Regions from separate parts of the Homo sapiens genome. Here regions 2, 3, 4 and 5 are each linked to region 1. The links are chromatin contacts, found by Hi-C or POLR2A ChIA-PET in ENCODE. All regions are on one chromosome and are shown on one strand. The core of a region is the stretch at or near the end of the contact, and the rest is flanking DNA. Distances in the headings are between cores, read along the strand shown.

What was found. Hi-C counts contacts between places; a loop is a spot of excess contacts on that map. ChIA-PET counts read pairs that join two places held with the same protein, here RNA polymerase II (POLR2A). Pooled maps may share reads with other maps.
Region 2: a loop to region 1 is called in a map of CD8-positive, alpha-beta T cell, with 18 times the contacts of the local background. The contact joins the enhancer-like site here to the promoter of HDAC4-AS1 in region 1. A Hi-C loop is called at or near these places in 1 of 168 maps with a recorded cell type or tissue (CD8-positive, alpha-beta T cell), 2 of 37 single-sample maps with no recorded cell type and 5 of 50 pooled maps. POLR2A ChIA-PET finds 5 or more read pairs at or near these places in 1 of 52 experiments (T-cell).
Region 3: a loop to region 1 is called in a pooled map, with 18 times the contacts of the local background. The contact joins the promoter of LINC01237 here to the promoter of HDAC4-AS1 in region 1. A Hi-C loop is called at or near these places in 2 of 37 single-sample maps with no recorded cell type and 7 of 50 pooled maps.
Region 4: a loop to region 1 is called in a pooled map, with 13 times the contacts of the local background. The contact joins the promoter of ING5 here to the promoter of HDAC4-AS1 in region 1. A Hi-C loop is called at or near these places in 1 of 37 single-sample maps with no recorded cell type and 6 of 50 pooled maps. POLR2A ChIA-PET finds 5 or more read pairs at or near these places in 1 of 52 experiments (HEK293).
Region 5: a pooled map shows a loop between it and region 1 (6-fold over the local background). The contact joins the enhancer-like site here to the promoter of HDAC4-AS1 in region 1. A Hi-C loop is called at or near these places in 3 of 50 pooled maps. POLR2A ChIA-PET finds 5 or more read pairs at or near these places in 2 of 52 experiments (activated CD4-positive, alpha-beta T cell and activated naive CD4-positive, alpha-beta T cell).

Annotation. Positions count from the first base shown.
Region 1 is chr2:239,400,141-239,402,724 of GRCh38, forward strand. It overlaps HDAC4-AS1 (HDAC4 antisense RNA 1), which reads left to right and starts at 1,296. Exons shown (of 2, transcript NR_135575.1): 1 at 1,296-1,396; 2 at 1,935-2,217. HDAC4 (histone deacetylase 4) reads right to left here and starts at 880. Exons shown (of 27, transcript NM_001378414.1): 1 at 838-880. RefSeq lists silencers at 529-698, 709-1,148, 1,169-1,288, 1,559-1,828 and an enhancer at 1,959-2,088.
Region 2 is chr2:236,544,680-236,547,263 of GRCh38, forward strand. It overlaps a transcript of ACKR3 not described here. Among named protein-coding and RNA genes, the nearest start is that of ACKR3, 24 kb to the right of the region's middle. RefSeq lists enhancers at 444-573, 1,694-1,743. Within about 2 kb of position 1,277, at least 7 of the 41 ENCODE cell types and tissues checked have a DNase peak (open chromatin) inside an H3K27ac peak, as active enhancers do; they include CD8-positive, alpha-beta T cell, where a contact is called at or near this core.
Region 3 is chr2:241,880,085-241,882,668 of GRCh38, forward strand. It overlaps LINC01237 (long intergenic non-protein coding RNA 1237), which reads left to right and starts at 1,279. Exons shown (of 4, transcript NR_110220.1): 1 at 1,279-1,394; 2 at 2,476-2,551. LOC105373978 (a long non-coding RNA gene) reads right to left here and starts at 1,243. Exons shown (of 3, transcript XR_924077.3): 1 at 1,031-1,243; 2 at 785-933. RefSeq lists an enhancer at 709-1,299.
Region 4 is chr2:241,700,759-241,703,342 of GRCh38, forward strand. It overlaps ING5 (inhibitor of growth family member 5), which reads left to right and starts at 1,281. Exons shown (of 8, transcript NM_032329.6): 1 at 1,281-1,344. The coding sequence starts at 1,308. RefSeq lists silencers at 575-1,394, 1,137-1,300, 1,485-2,044 and enhancers at 699-1,531, 1,770-2,399.
Region 5 is chr2:241,609,044-241,611,627 of GRCh38, forward strand. The region is part of intron 2 of THAP4 (THAP domain containing 4); the gene reads right to left. Among named protein-coding and RNA genes, the nearest start is that of THAP4, 27 kb to the right of the region's middle. RefSeq lists enhancers at 497-998, 999-1,499, 1,716-2,236 and a silencer at 949-1,518. Within about 2 kb of position 1,293, at least 21 of the 41 ENCODE cell types and tissues checked have a DNase peak (open chromatin) inside an H3K27ac peak, as active enhancers do.

The sequences.
Region 1 (2,584 bases), core at 46-2,545:
CCCCGTCTCGGCCTGCTGGCGCCCTGCGGGCTGAGCCGAGCGGGTCCCGGGCAGCCCCCCGCCCTCCCGCGACCCCCCGGGCGCTCGCAGCGGCGACGACAAGCGCGGGGCCGCGGACCCCCGGCAGGGACGTTTTTCTGCAAACTCACAGCATTTGACAAAGTTACATAAACGGCGCCCGGCCGGCCCCGGCGCCCGCCCGCCCCCGCCCTCACTCCCGGCGGCCCGGAGCCCACCTGCTCGGGGGGCGCGGGCCCCGCACCGGGAGACGGCGCCGCTGCCTGCCGTGCCCACCCCCGCGCCCCCGCCCCGGCGGGCGAAGCCGCCTCGCGGCGCGGGTGGAAAGGTCCAGAAGGGGCCGGGCGGCCCTGGGGACCGGCGGGTCCCACGGCGCGCGGCCAGCGCTGGCCCCCGCCTCCCACGGCCGCGCGCGGGGCGGGTGTGGACCGGCGGCGTCCACCTGCCGCGGGCTCCAAGGCCTGCAGGCTGCGCGGGGCGCGGGGCGGGCGGCGGACAATGGCCCGCGGGCGCCGGGCCGGGGCTGCGCTTACCGCGGCGGGCGGCGGCGGCCGGCTCTAGCCCTGCTCCGGCGCTCCGCGCCGCATCTCCTCAGCCTGCGCCGCCACCCGCCGGCGCGCGGGCTCGGGCTCGGGCGGCGACAGCCGGGACGCGGCCACGGCGCCGCCGGGGGCCCAGGCTGGGAGGCTGTTCGGGCGGCGGCGGCGGCGGCGCGGGCGGGTGCGCGGGCTCGGGCTCGGGCTCGGGCGGCGGCGGGGACGGTGCTCCGCGGCGGCGGCCCCACAACCTCCCCTCCTCATTCACAAAAAATTGACCCACGTTGAACCATGATGCTTCTCCCCACTCCAGCGTCGAGCCAGGCGGCGATAGGCCACCCCGCACGCCCGTCAGCCGGCCCGGCCCCGCCCAGCCAGCCGGCGGCTCGCCAACCATTGGCTGCGGCAGCCTTGCGTCACCTCCCCTTGCGGGCCCCGCCCTCCCGCCTGGTTTCTAATGAAGAGCTCGTCAATTACGGCTCGGCCCCGCCTCCCGCCCGCCCGCCCCGGGCGCCTGGCCGGCCTTCCATTGGCCCGCTGAAACCTGCGCACAGCCCGTCTGCTCCCACCCCTCGCCCAGCGGCTGCTCAACCGCGGGGCCGGATGCCCTATGAGCGGCAGAGAGGCTCCACCCCTGCCCGCCTCCCCGCACGCGTCCTGGACCTCATTGGCTGCTGGAGCTGCCAATTCTAGAGGGTGGGGCGTACCAAAAGACGCTCCAGGCGCCAGCCGCTGGGTGCTTCGCGGTTGAGGAGGCGCAGGGACCGGGGGCCAGTAGTGGCCGTAAACACGGGCCCCGGCCGTGTCCGGTCGCACTCGGTAGCCCGCATGGCTGCCTAGCGGTCAGCACCGCATGTCTGCGAGCCTAATTCGCGCTTAGAGGGCACACAATGGGGTGCAGGCTAACGCGGGGAGCCGGCCAGGCCTCGCCGCGGCGTCCATCTTGGATACTGGCAGTGGGTCACGTGGTGCTGCGTGCGCACGGAGGCGCAGGGCGGCCCGGTCACTGAGTGCGCAGGCGCCGTGGGCCTCGCCCTGCCCCGCGGCGGGAACGCGGCCGTGAGGGTGTGGGGTGTAGGTCCGCCAGGCCTGCAACGGCTGCCGAGGGTCGTGGGATGCGCTCGCCGCGTCCCTGCTCAGGCGGAGGGAGCCCGGCCCGCCGCCAGGGTCTCGAGTCCGGGTCCAGGCAGGCGTGGAGGTGGCGGGAACGGCGCACCGCCCGGGTGGGCGTTGTTTTAAGGCCGCAGGGCTTGGGAGGCTTGTGTTGAGTTACAGGTCGGCCCGTAGATCCCCGGAAGCGCCTTTGGTTGCCAGCAGGTGTCGGCGAGGGTCTTCAGTGGCCACCCTCCTGGTGGTGATGTTTCCGTTTCTTTCCAACAGGAGTATGACAACTTTTCAACTTGAGTGCACACACTGTCCCCGGAATCCCGCGTTCCAGGGAGGAAGCGCCTTTGACAGCGCGCGCCGGTTCGTGGGGCCCGACGGCGTGGGCCTGTGGTTGCGGACCTGGCGGAGATGCGCGTTCGCTTCGATTGTAGGCCATTCCTTTTAGGAGCTGAGAAAGGATCCGTTTTTACAGCATTCTCGACCTGTGATTCTTGGTGGGGGAAACTAGTTATGTGGATAAAAATACAGTTAGCAAAATAAAAATGCCAATTTTACATTTCCTTAAATATCTCATTAATAATTAGAAAACTTTGGTCATTGCAAGAAATGCTTAGGCTAAACTTAGAAGGAAAGGAATGGTGAATTAGAGAACTTTAAAACAAGATACAGCTGAAGAAAAGGAGAGCAATTACGGGGTTTTGGAGACTTGGCTGCTGATGGAAACGGTGCACTATCTAATTTTCATGTAGAATGAAACAGGGTCTGTAGCTAGCTAACATCTAGATAAGATTCAGTATCATTTGACAGGATTCTCAAAAACATACAATCACGAGAAAATATTAAAACCTGCCTGTAAGTCTACCAAAGTTAGTTTTTCACGTACAAAGAGAAGTGCCTGCGCAAAAAGTCACGTGAAACGAGCT
Region 2 (2,584 bases), core at 27-2,526, 2.9 Mb before region 1:
CCCCTGGATGGATGGTGGTCTTGTAACCGAGCTGAGGGAATAAAAGGAAAAGTGGGGTCAGGGGGATAATGACTGGCTCAGACCAGGAATTCGAGGTACCAGGTTTTGTGCTTGGGAGAGAGATGTGGGCTAGATTTGGGAGAAAGTAGAGACACGGAGTGCAGGCAATTGTTTTAGAATCTTAGAAAGTATAACATAATATAGAAGACAGAATATGGAGTTTGTTGGTTTGCTTTTAATTGGGGACACTTGGATATATTTGTAGAAAACTCAGGCCACTAGTTTTCACTCCAAAGAGGAGAACTCTGGTCCACAGGTGGTGGCTGGCAACCAGGGCAGAGCAGAGGTGGGGAAGACACATGGCCCCCAAGGAGCCTGATATCTTGGGGCTGCCGGGCATGCTTGTTCACTATAGTCACTCAGGGTATTCGCCTTCACTGCCCTTGGATTCTGTGGGACACCCCGGGTCCTTTCTGTGCCTTCGTCATCTTTAGAAGCTTCCATGTGGCTGGGAGGGCTTCTGTTTCTAGCAACTGAAGGATGTGAGACAAACGCCCTGACTTCCAGGGGCTCTGTCGCCCAAGGGAGTTTGAGAGTTCGTGCCTGGTGGGCTCACTCACGGGTCTGAAATGCCCCCTCTGCTGGGATCCAGAGCCCTCCTTCTGTCACCCTGCCTAAGAAGACAACACCCAGGCTTTCCGCTTCATTTACCGTCTCAAAGTCACATCACGTAGAAACTCAGGGTTTCTATTTGACATTTCTTCCGCATTTGTGCAGATGTCTGTAGGAAAGACACATGCTACACCCCAGGATCTGGGAGCCAGAGTGCCACAGGCAGCCAATCAATGTTTAGACGATGATGTTCAAGGTATGGCAAGAAGAGTGCACAAAATATTAGGGCTCCGGGGAAGAATGAGTGTATCAAATCGTCAATAAAAGTGTGGCAGACGGACAAAATCAACTTTCAGTGCTGCACTTTACAACTTGGTTATGAAACACTACGATTTCATGGTATATGACACGGAATCTCTTCTATCTGGGGATGTAAAATAAAACCCCTGGGAATATACTTTACAGTTCTTATGGGGAGAGCTCACTGTGTTTTCCAAGCCAAATAAATTTATATTATTAGAAAGAGAAGTCATGTTTATTTATTAAATTATTTGCCTGGTTTAGTGTATCATTGTTGAATTTCACACACCGAAAACATACGGCGTAATGAGAATTGAAAAGCCCCAACTTTAAAGTCTGCGAGAAAGGAAATGAAGTTGTGGACAGCTGTTCTCTGTTTCTCAGCACGACTACAAAGGAGGGGCCACGTTTCACCACTGTAAGTTTTGCTTCCTTTTCAGAGACTCATTGCATGTATTCCTGGAGAAAATACAGGACCACGTTTTGTGAGTTGTGAAGCACCAACGATGCGATGTTTTGCTCCCGTACCAGAATTTTCTTTCTAACGATTCTTGGTCCCAGGAGAAGCTAGATAATTAGCTAAGTTTGTTGAATTTGTGATAGGAAGATGATTTTTTACATCGTTGTAGGCACAATGGGTACTTTGATGACAGGTGTGCCCCTGGGGGAAAAGGACCTCTTTGAGGCCTCCTTCTGGAAGGACGGCTTCTCAGGGCCCACTCACTGACACACACCTCTTGACTTCAGTGATCAATGAAGTTCCCCCTCTGTCTCTCTGAGTCCATCTCTCTCCACAAGGGCAGGGCTAGTTCACATTGTGATTTTTACTACATAGATACTTTTCCACTATAAATTTAATAAAATTTGTTGTCAGTTTTTGGTGGTTATAATGATAAATTAAATTTACAGGTATCAGAGTGTGCTCTGAGATTTAAATTGTAACATCCAAAGATGAGCAGACAGCCAGTCACCGTGGAGAGGGCGCTCAGGCCTGCCAGACGTGACCACCCTCCTGCCTGAAGCTTTACTCACTACAGGAAGAGAGGGTTGGAGAACCTGGGCAGCAGAGAGTGCGCAGAGCACCAGAGGCAAACAGATGTGGGCAGTGCCATCCAGACCCTGCCTGGGGATGGGGAGCCTCGTTCAGGGGACTGGGCGACCCAGCCCACTGGCAGGAAGGGCAAGGAGGCTGTGTTTCCTGTGACCGTTATGCAGGAGGCTCACTTAGCCCACTTCCTTTGCTCTGAATCCACCCCAGTGAAAGCATGTTCTCACTATGTTTTGGCTTCTCTCTAAGAGCTGCCTACAGGGAGAGAAAGGGGCTGGCCTTGGAGGTGGTTGTTCCCACTGTAAATCAATGCAGCATTGGCCCTGTGACTTTTGTCTTCCCCTGAACAGTACATCCTCTCTTGTCGGGCTTCAGCAGCATTGACTCTAGAGTCAGAGAGTTGGAGGTTGGTGGAGACTTCTTATTCCACCTGTCTTAGATGGCATCCATCACCCCTGTCCATAGACACACATTGTCATGATGACAGGTGGTTGTGAGACCTCAGCAATAATGATTCTAGAAACTGCAGAAAACCTAGTACAGTGTGAAGAAGGAAATAAAAGTTGCCCAGAGCCTCTTTATAGAGAGCTAATGACTGTTTACAAATATTATTCTTGTTTTTTT
Region 3 (2,584 bases), core at 29-2,528, 2.5 Mb after region 1:
GGACTAGTTCTGTGTCTGTCCAGGTGTGATCCAGGAGTGCAGTGACGGATGTGGATGTGGGATTGGCACAGGACTTCCGCCAGCAGAAGAAAGGAAGGGAGGGGAGGGGAAGAGAGGGCAGGGGAGCAGAGCGGAGGAGAGAGGGGAGCAGTCTTTCCAGCTGGGGCTGGCCTAGGCTGCTGGGTCATTTGGGAAGAAAAGGTGATTTGGACTCAGGGAGACTGAGGGTGCCCTCGGGCCAGCATCTGAGGAGAGTGACAGGGGTTTCCTGGCTCCACAGCCCCAGGTGGCCTTGGTGGGTGCAGGCAGAAAATGACCTTTTCAAGTCCAGTTCCAACCCAGAGGGGGTTCCTAGACCCAGCGCCAATCAAGGGGCACCAGGGAGGCAGCAGAGGTTCCCGCAAATCCAGAGCAGAGTGGCTGCCAGACACCCCACATCCTCTTCGCAGCAGACTGAAGGCCACCCCACACTTGGAGGAGCCCGGGTGAAGCATCTGGGGAAGACCCTCAGCCCTGGGAGAGTCCCTCCAGGGGTGAGCAGGTGGGCTGCCCCTCAGGGTGCGGCTCATTTCGATGTAAGTTTTATAAAATAAGAAAAGGCGCCCTATAGCACCCCTTTGGGAGCCTCGTGTCACCTCCAAACATATACCTCGCTTCCAGGTCAGAAGTAGTGAAATGACCATTGCCAATGCAAATGGAACTGCCTTAGGACACATGGGGGAGGTTAGGGCCTGCTGTGGGGCCTTATGGTGGGCCCCGAGGGGCCCCGCACACCTGTGCTCACCTCCCAGGTCATCGCTGGGCCGCCTCTGTCCCCTGGGAGGCTCTGCCTCGGGGAGCCCTCTTCCCAAGCTCCCAGCAATGACTTCCAGGCCTCCCTCAGCATCAAGAGGAGCCACGTCTTCTTCTTGTGACCCAGCAGTATAATTCACCCTAAATAATGGCAGAATGGGTTGTGTGTAGTCTTTAAAAGTCAAAACAATTTTGCACACAACAGGAGTCATTCAGCAGTGGCTAACACTCTCCTGACCTGTGTCGGCGCTGGGCTCCAAGGTGTACCTCCGCACGCATGGGGTTAACTACGCCCCCATGACCATTCCCTGCAGGAGGGGCGGGACAGAGGACTGCGTTATGTTTCTCCTAAAAGAAAATCATGAAAGTCACACACTCCAGGTGCCACACTTATTATGGAGGGAGGGAAAGCAGATGAGCGGGCGGGAAAACTAGCGGGCTTGCCACGCCCAGGCAGCGCTGCTCGGGTTTCCGCTTCCTCCGCCCCTTCCTTTTTCTCTGTGCATCCTCAGTGACGCGGGGCACAGCTCTGCCCGGGGGCCTACCAGAGCCCACCTGGACCCCACACTGGGTCAGCCCTGGTGCGGAGGAGGCCGCTGTAGGTGGGCACGGGGCAGCACGCGTTAAGGGGCTGGACGGGGGGTGGCCATGCGTGTGAGGGCGCTGAGCAGGGGCGTGCCCATACGTGTGAGGGGGCTGGGTAGGGGCGTGGCCCAGCGTGTGTGTGTGTGTGTGTGTGTGTGTGTGTGTGTGTGTGTGTGTGTGGCTGGACAGGGGTGTGGCCACGCGCGAGGGGGCCGTGCAGGGGGCGTGGCCACGAGCGAGGAGACTAAGGGGCGTGGTCACGCGTGTGAGGGGCTGGGCTAGAGGAGTGGCCCTGTGTGCGGGGGCTGGACGGGGGCGTGGTCATGTGCGAGGAGGCTGAACAGGGGGCGTGACCACGTGTGGAAGGGGGCTGATCGGAGGTGTGGCCACATGTAAGGGGGCTGGGCAGGGGGTGTGGCCACGTGTGAGGGGGGGCTGGGCCGGGGCGTGGCCACACGTGTGCTGGCTCTGCTGTGGGCTTCCTTCCCTTCCTGTGCAGGTGGTGGTGCCCTCTGCGCCTTCACTGGGGCCCAGCCAAGTAACTGAATCCAGCCAGGAGCAAGGGCAGACGCTGGCACAGGTCCTGCCACTGTCCCCAACCTGGGTTTCAACACAGCTGAGGCCTGGCATAGTCTTTCTGGGCGCCTCTGGCTGGCTCGGTCTGAAAGGTGGGACAGATGCAACTGGGGCCTCCCCGGGTGCAGCGTGGGTGGCTCCTGGCTGGGGAAGTGAGAAGCCCTCCGTGCGGTGTCTCTGAAGCAGCCCCAGGCCAAGGCTGTGGCGTGCTTGGTGGTGCTGTAGGCCCAAGATGTTTATGGGTCGAGGGTCCCCGGGGCCGGGATTCTGATCCCTGGTGAGAGGTGGCTGGGAGGAAGTCCAGACGTGTCCTGAGTGGCCATTCCTCACACTGAGGTGACACCGCCTCTCCAAACACGTGACGTGGCTGGAAGCAGATGCTGCTGTCCGGTTCTCCCTCCTCTCCGTCCCTGGCTGGGACATGTGGATCTCACCCGCAGCCACTTTCTTCTGGCCTCTGTCCCCCTGCCTGGGACACGTGGACCTCACCCCCAGTCTCCTTCTCTCCTCTGCCCCCCGCAGGCGCGGCCAGGTCACAGTCGGCACCAGAAGTTTGGCAGATCTCAGTGAGGCGTTAGTTTGCATTTCCTTGTGACGGGTGAGTTGAACACCCTTTCATGAGTGTATTGAT
Region 4 (2,584 bases), core at 31-2,530, 2.3 Mb after region 1:
GGGAGTACAGGCGCCCGCCACCACGCCCGGGTAATTTTTGTATTTTTAGTAGAGACATGATTTCGCCACGTTGGCCAGGCTGGTCTCAAATTCCTGCCCTCAAGTGATCCGCCCGCCTCGGCCTCCCAAAGTGTTGGGATTACAGGCGTGAGCCACCGTGCCGAGTCTGAAACATATTTTAATTATGTTTCTCCAGTATTTTTTTTTTCTTAAAATTTTCTTTTTTTTTTTTGAAGACAGAGTCTTGCTCTGTCGCCCAGGCTGGAGTGCAGACGCGATCTCAGCTCACTACAACCTCCGCCTCCCGGGCTCAGCCTCCGGAGTAGCTGGGACTACAGGCGTGCGCCACCACGCTTGGCTAATTTTTTTTTTTTTTTGTATTTTTAGTAGAGTCGGGGTTTCAACACGTTGGCCAGGCTGGTCTCAAATTCCTGCCCTCAAGTGATCCGCCCGCCTCGGCCTCCCAAAGTGATGGGATTACAGGCGTGCGCCAGCGCGCCGGCCTTCTCCAGTATTTTTGCATGCATCTTACGGCACACCTTTGCACGCCATCTTATTAACTATATCATACTGCCGCACGTGCCTTTTCGGCCAAGGCATCCAGATGGTGCGGGTCCTGCCTGCCTCGAGAGGTGGCAGCAAAGGAGCCAGTGCCCTCACTGGTGCTGGGCGGGGCGGCCGCTTTCCTCGGAGGGAAGGGGCGGCGTTGGCGGGGGAAGGGCGCCAGGGCCCAGGCCCTGAGGGAGGGGCAGCTCGCCCGGGCCACGCGGTGCCGGCCCTCGGCTCAGGCCGGGCTGAGGCCCCGGGGGCTCGGGGTCCGGGGGAAAGGCGCTGAGCCAGACAGGTCCCAAGGAGCCTTCGGGAAGGGAGGGCCTCGTGGCGGCCTGTCCGGGACCCGGCCGGGAGCAGGGGTCGCGTGGGCGCCGTCAGGACGGGCGTGAGGTCCCCGGGACCACGTGTTTGCGTTTGGTGGCCCAGGGGTCGCTGACAGGTGCGGAGGGGAGACGCCCACCTGGGTGCCCTGGGCCGCACGCCGGGCGGTGGGGCCGGGAACCCCTGCTCCTCCTCGGCCTCCGATCCGCTGCGGCCCTGGGTCCTGCTCGCTGCCCGACGCCGCTGCCACAACCTCCGCCCGGGCCCCGCAGCCCGCCGCCCGCCGGAAGCTGAAAGGCGTGTCCGACCCCGCCCCCGGGCGCGACCAATCAGCGCGCGCGACTCATGAATAGTGAGCGCGCTGGCACCGCCCCGCCCCCGCCTCCCGCGGCACCGCCCGCCCGCGCAGACCCCGAGCGCGGCCGCGGACGAAGATGGCGACCGCCATGTACTTGGAGCACTATCTGGACAGTAAGCGCGCCCCACGGGCCCCGCGCCCGCCGCCCACGCGGAGTCCTCCGTGCCGCAGCCCCCCGCGCGCCGGGCACCGCATGCAGACCCCGTGGGCTCGGGAGGGCGGCGGGCGCGGCCGGGCGCGACGGGGGGCGCGCGGACGGGGCGGGGCAGGGCCGCAAGGGAGGGGAGGGCGCGGGGGGCGGGCGCGGGGGGTCCCGCCGGCTGGGTCGCGCCAATTCCAGGTGCGTCACGGCGGGGCGGGGCCTGGCGATGCTGGGCGGGGCTTGCGGCCTCGACCCCGCCCACATATTAGGTCCCGCCCCTACCCAGGCCCCGCCTCATCTCCGCCCCCAGCTCCGGCCCCGGCCCCGCCAGGTCCCGCCCGTCCCTGTCCCGTCTGCAGGAGGAGCTGGCGCCCGCTGCGGGGCTCCGGGCCTTGGGGGCTCCGGGGTCTGGGCCTCCGCCTGGCTGTGCGCCCGTGTGCGCCGGCCTCTTGTGTGACCGCGGCTGGGGAGGGCGTGCGGGCCGCGGGGCGTCTCTCCCCGGCACTGGGGACTGCGGCGCGGAGGCGGGGAGGGCGGTGCCGAGTCGGCCCTGGTGGGCGGGCTGTGCTGTTTCCAGGTGGCAGCAGGTCGGCGCCCCCAGCGGCTGAGCGGACGGTGCTTTCCCTCACTTTACACACCAGGGAAGGTCCAGCGCTGCCGAGCAGCCTGCTCAGGGTCTCCCGCTCGTAGAGGGGCAGACCCCACGCGGGACCCCTGACGTCGGCCCGGGATGGGCACAGCTTTGGGGTCGCGGTGTTTGGGGTTGTGCCGGGTGGCTCTGGAGGGCCCTTGTGGGGGCGCTGCACTGGGGATCCTCATGGTCTTCGGCCTGGCACCCGCCCAGGGGCTGAGACAGTGGCGAGTGAGCCGTGGCCTGGAGCTGGAGACCGCTGCCCTAGAGGGACGCCCGATTCTGCCCATGTGCTCCGCTGTCTCTTGGGGGTCTGAGTAGTGGGGGGTTCCCTGGGTAGAAGAGTCAAGCTGGGGAGCACGCTGGAGGGGAGGCCTTCTCTATCCTGGTGCCCAGCCAGTGGGCTGGCCTCCCAAGGAGGGTTGACTTTGTGTGTGTCTGGGAGGCTGTGCCAGCCGGGAGGCTGTGCCTCTGTCCTCTAGGGGAGCTGGGAAAACACTGGGGCTGGAAGCATCAGATGCATAAGATAGAGTTAGGTTTAAAATGATTGCCTGGTAACTGTGAACAGCAGATGGGAGGG
Region 5 (2,584 bases), core at 43-2,542, 2.2 Mb after region 1:
AGAAGCCCTCGAGAAGGCTGAGTGGGAGGGACGAGGTCTCTGACTGCAACCACAGGAAGCCAGGGAGGGCAATGGCAAAAACCCTTGTGGCAGAGGAGGGTGGCCTGGGCCAGGTGGCCGTGGTGGAGGCAGTGGAAAGGACCTAGCTTCTGGATCTATCTTGAAGGCAGAGCCACCCGGATGTGCTGATGGTTTGGATGTGAAACACGTAAGAAAAGATGGTAACGGAGGTTTCTGGCCTGAGCAATTGAGAAGACAAGTTACCATTAATGGAGAAAAGGAAGAATGAGAAGAACCTTGGGAGGTGTGAAACAGCAAAACTCAGTCACCTGGGATAGCCCAAGTCCTAAGATGGGCTAAACAAACACCATAATTTCTCAGACAGCCAGCTATAGCCTTGGAGACCTTTCAGTTTGGTAGACTTTATCCAGCTCAGCACTGAAAAGAAAGAGGCTTTGGGCCGGGCGCAATGGCTCACTGAACCTGTAATCCCAGCACTTTGGGATGCCGAGACGGGCAGATCACCTCAGGTCAGGAGTTTGAGACCAGCGTGGCCAACGTGGTGAAACGCTGTCTCTATTAAAAATACAAAAATTAGCCGGGCGTGGTGGCACACGCCTGTAATCCCAGTTACTCGGGAGGCTGAGGTACAAGAATTGCTTGAACCCGGGAGGCGGAGGTTGCAGTGAGCCGAGGTCGTGTCACTGCTCTCCAGCCTGGGCGACAGAGACGTTTTCTCAAAAAAAAAAAAAGAAAGAAAGAGGCTTTGCAAACCTCAGGTTTTTGGGCCGGCTCTCTGGCCTGTGCGGAGCACACCCCACAGCGACTGCCACGGGGCTCTGGCTCTCCTGGGACCGGGTGGACCCACTTCCACTGGTGAGCGCAGCCTGCATGGGAGCTGAACCCTGTGGGAAGCGGCACCCCGGGCGCTGGGGAGCAGCGATCCAGAGTCCAGGTTCTGAGCTGCTGCACCGGGGCCGCGATCTCCACCCCTCACGCCCGAGTCCCCGGCACGGCCACCACCGGCCCCTGGGTCCCGAGGGCCCCGAGGAAGAGGCCAAGGGGCCTGGCGGCGCCCCCCAGGGTCCCAGTGGAACAGGGGCACCAGGGCCGCGGCGCCGGGCATGGCCTTCACACTCCCCACGAGGCAGGACAGCCCCGGGCTAGGGTGAGGGGCACGCGCCGCAAGTCCTGCCTCTGCTCCCGGGCGGCCCCCTCCAGCCTCCGCCGGCCCCGCCCCGGAAGCGCAGCCCCGCCTCAGGCGCCGCATCTCCGCCCTCTCTTGCGCCTGCGGGACCGGGAGGGCCGCGCTCGCCCCCCAGCGCCAGGGTCACGCCACCGCGCCCTGTTTGGGGAGCGGCAGAGGAGTCAGGGCGGAGGCTGGGCGGCGCTGGGCGGTGGGGCGCGCTCACTGGCTGCCACCTCACCTAGCAGGCGTCACAGGGCTCACTCAAGAGCTCCAGCAAGAGCAGAGGCGGGAGCCTCGCCAGCCCCTCCACAGACCACAGCGACCGCGCCCCTCGGCCCGGAGGCCCCGCCCTCCCCACTCCTGCTTCCCCAGCCACGGGGTCTTCTCCCGGCCCCTCATCTACTTGGCAGACGCCTCTCACCGGCAGCCTCTGCCTCCCCCTGGTCTTTCCCTCCCACCACCCACCGTGGAGTCCTCTCCGGGAGGCCCTGTCCTCCATCCAGCGCTCCTCAGAGGGGACCGGAGAGGAGGCGCTCCTTAAATGGGGAAGAAAGACGGACAGAGCCAGGGACAGCGAGAGACGGGACGGGGACAGAGACACAGAGACAGAGAGACAGGGCCAGAGAGACACGGGGATGGGGCCAGAGACGGGGCCAGAGACAGAGACACAGAAAGGGATCTTACTCTTTCTTCCCTTAAAACCAGCTTCTGGGGGTCTCCGAGGGGGACTCTCAGGTAAGTAACAATATTATCACCTTCCCTCCCAAGAATTAAAAAAAACAAAAATAACGAAAAAACCTTTTCCCTGAACTTGATTTTGAGGGAAAATAGGTCACAGATACAACCCACAGCCACCAAAACACACATACGGATGCTGTGAGAAGTGGTGGGTCAGTGCCTCGCTGGAGGACAGGAGGGGCCTCTGGGAGCTGGGGGGGTGGCCCCTGAGAAGCCTCAGGGTCTGGCCTGGCTCAGAGGCCTGGGGCGGAGTGGGGAGCCCTGGACTTGGGAAGCCTGGAGGCTCTTCTGGCCCCCGCTCTGCCACAGGGAGCTCCTGCAAACAGCAGGCCCAGGGCACCCCACGCGTCTGCCCAGGACACCCCAGGTGTTCGCCCAGGTGCTGAAGGCCCAGGCTGGCCTCCATGCAGGGTTACCCACCACCCGCCATAGAGAAGTAATGCGCCACTCCGAAAGAAAGGGGTGCTGCCGGCTGGACGCAGTGGCTCACGCCTATAATCCCAGCACTTTGGGAGGCCAAGGCGGGTGGATCATCTGAGGTCAGGAGTTCGAGACCAGCCTGGCCAACATGGTGAAATCCCATCTCTACTAAAAATATAAAAAACTAGCCGGGCGTGGTGGCGGGTGCCTGTAGTACCAGCTACTAGGGAGGCTGAG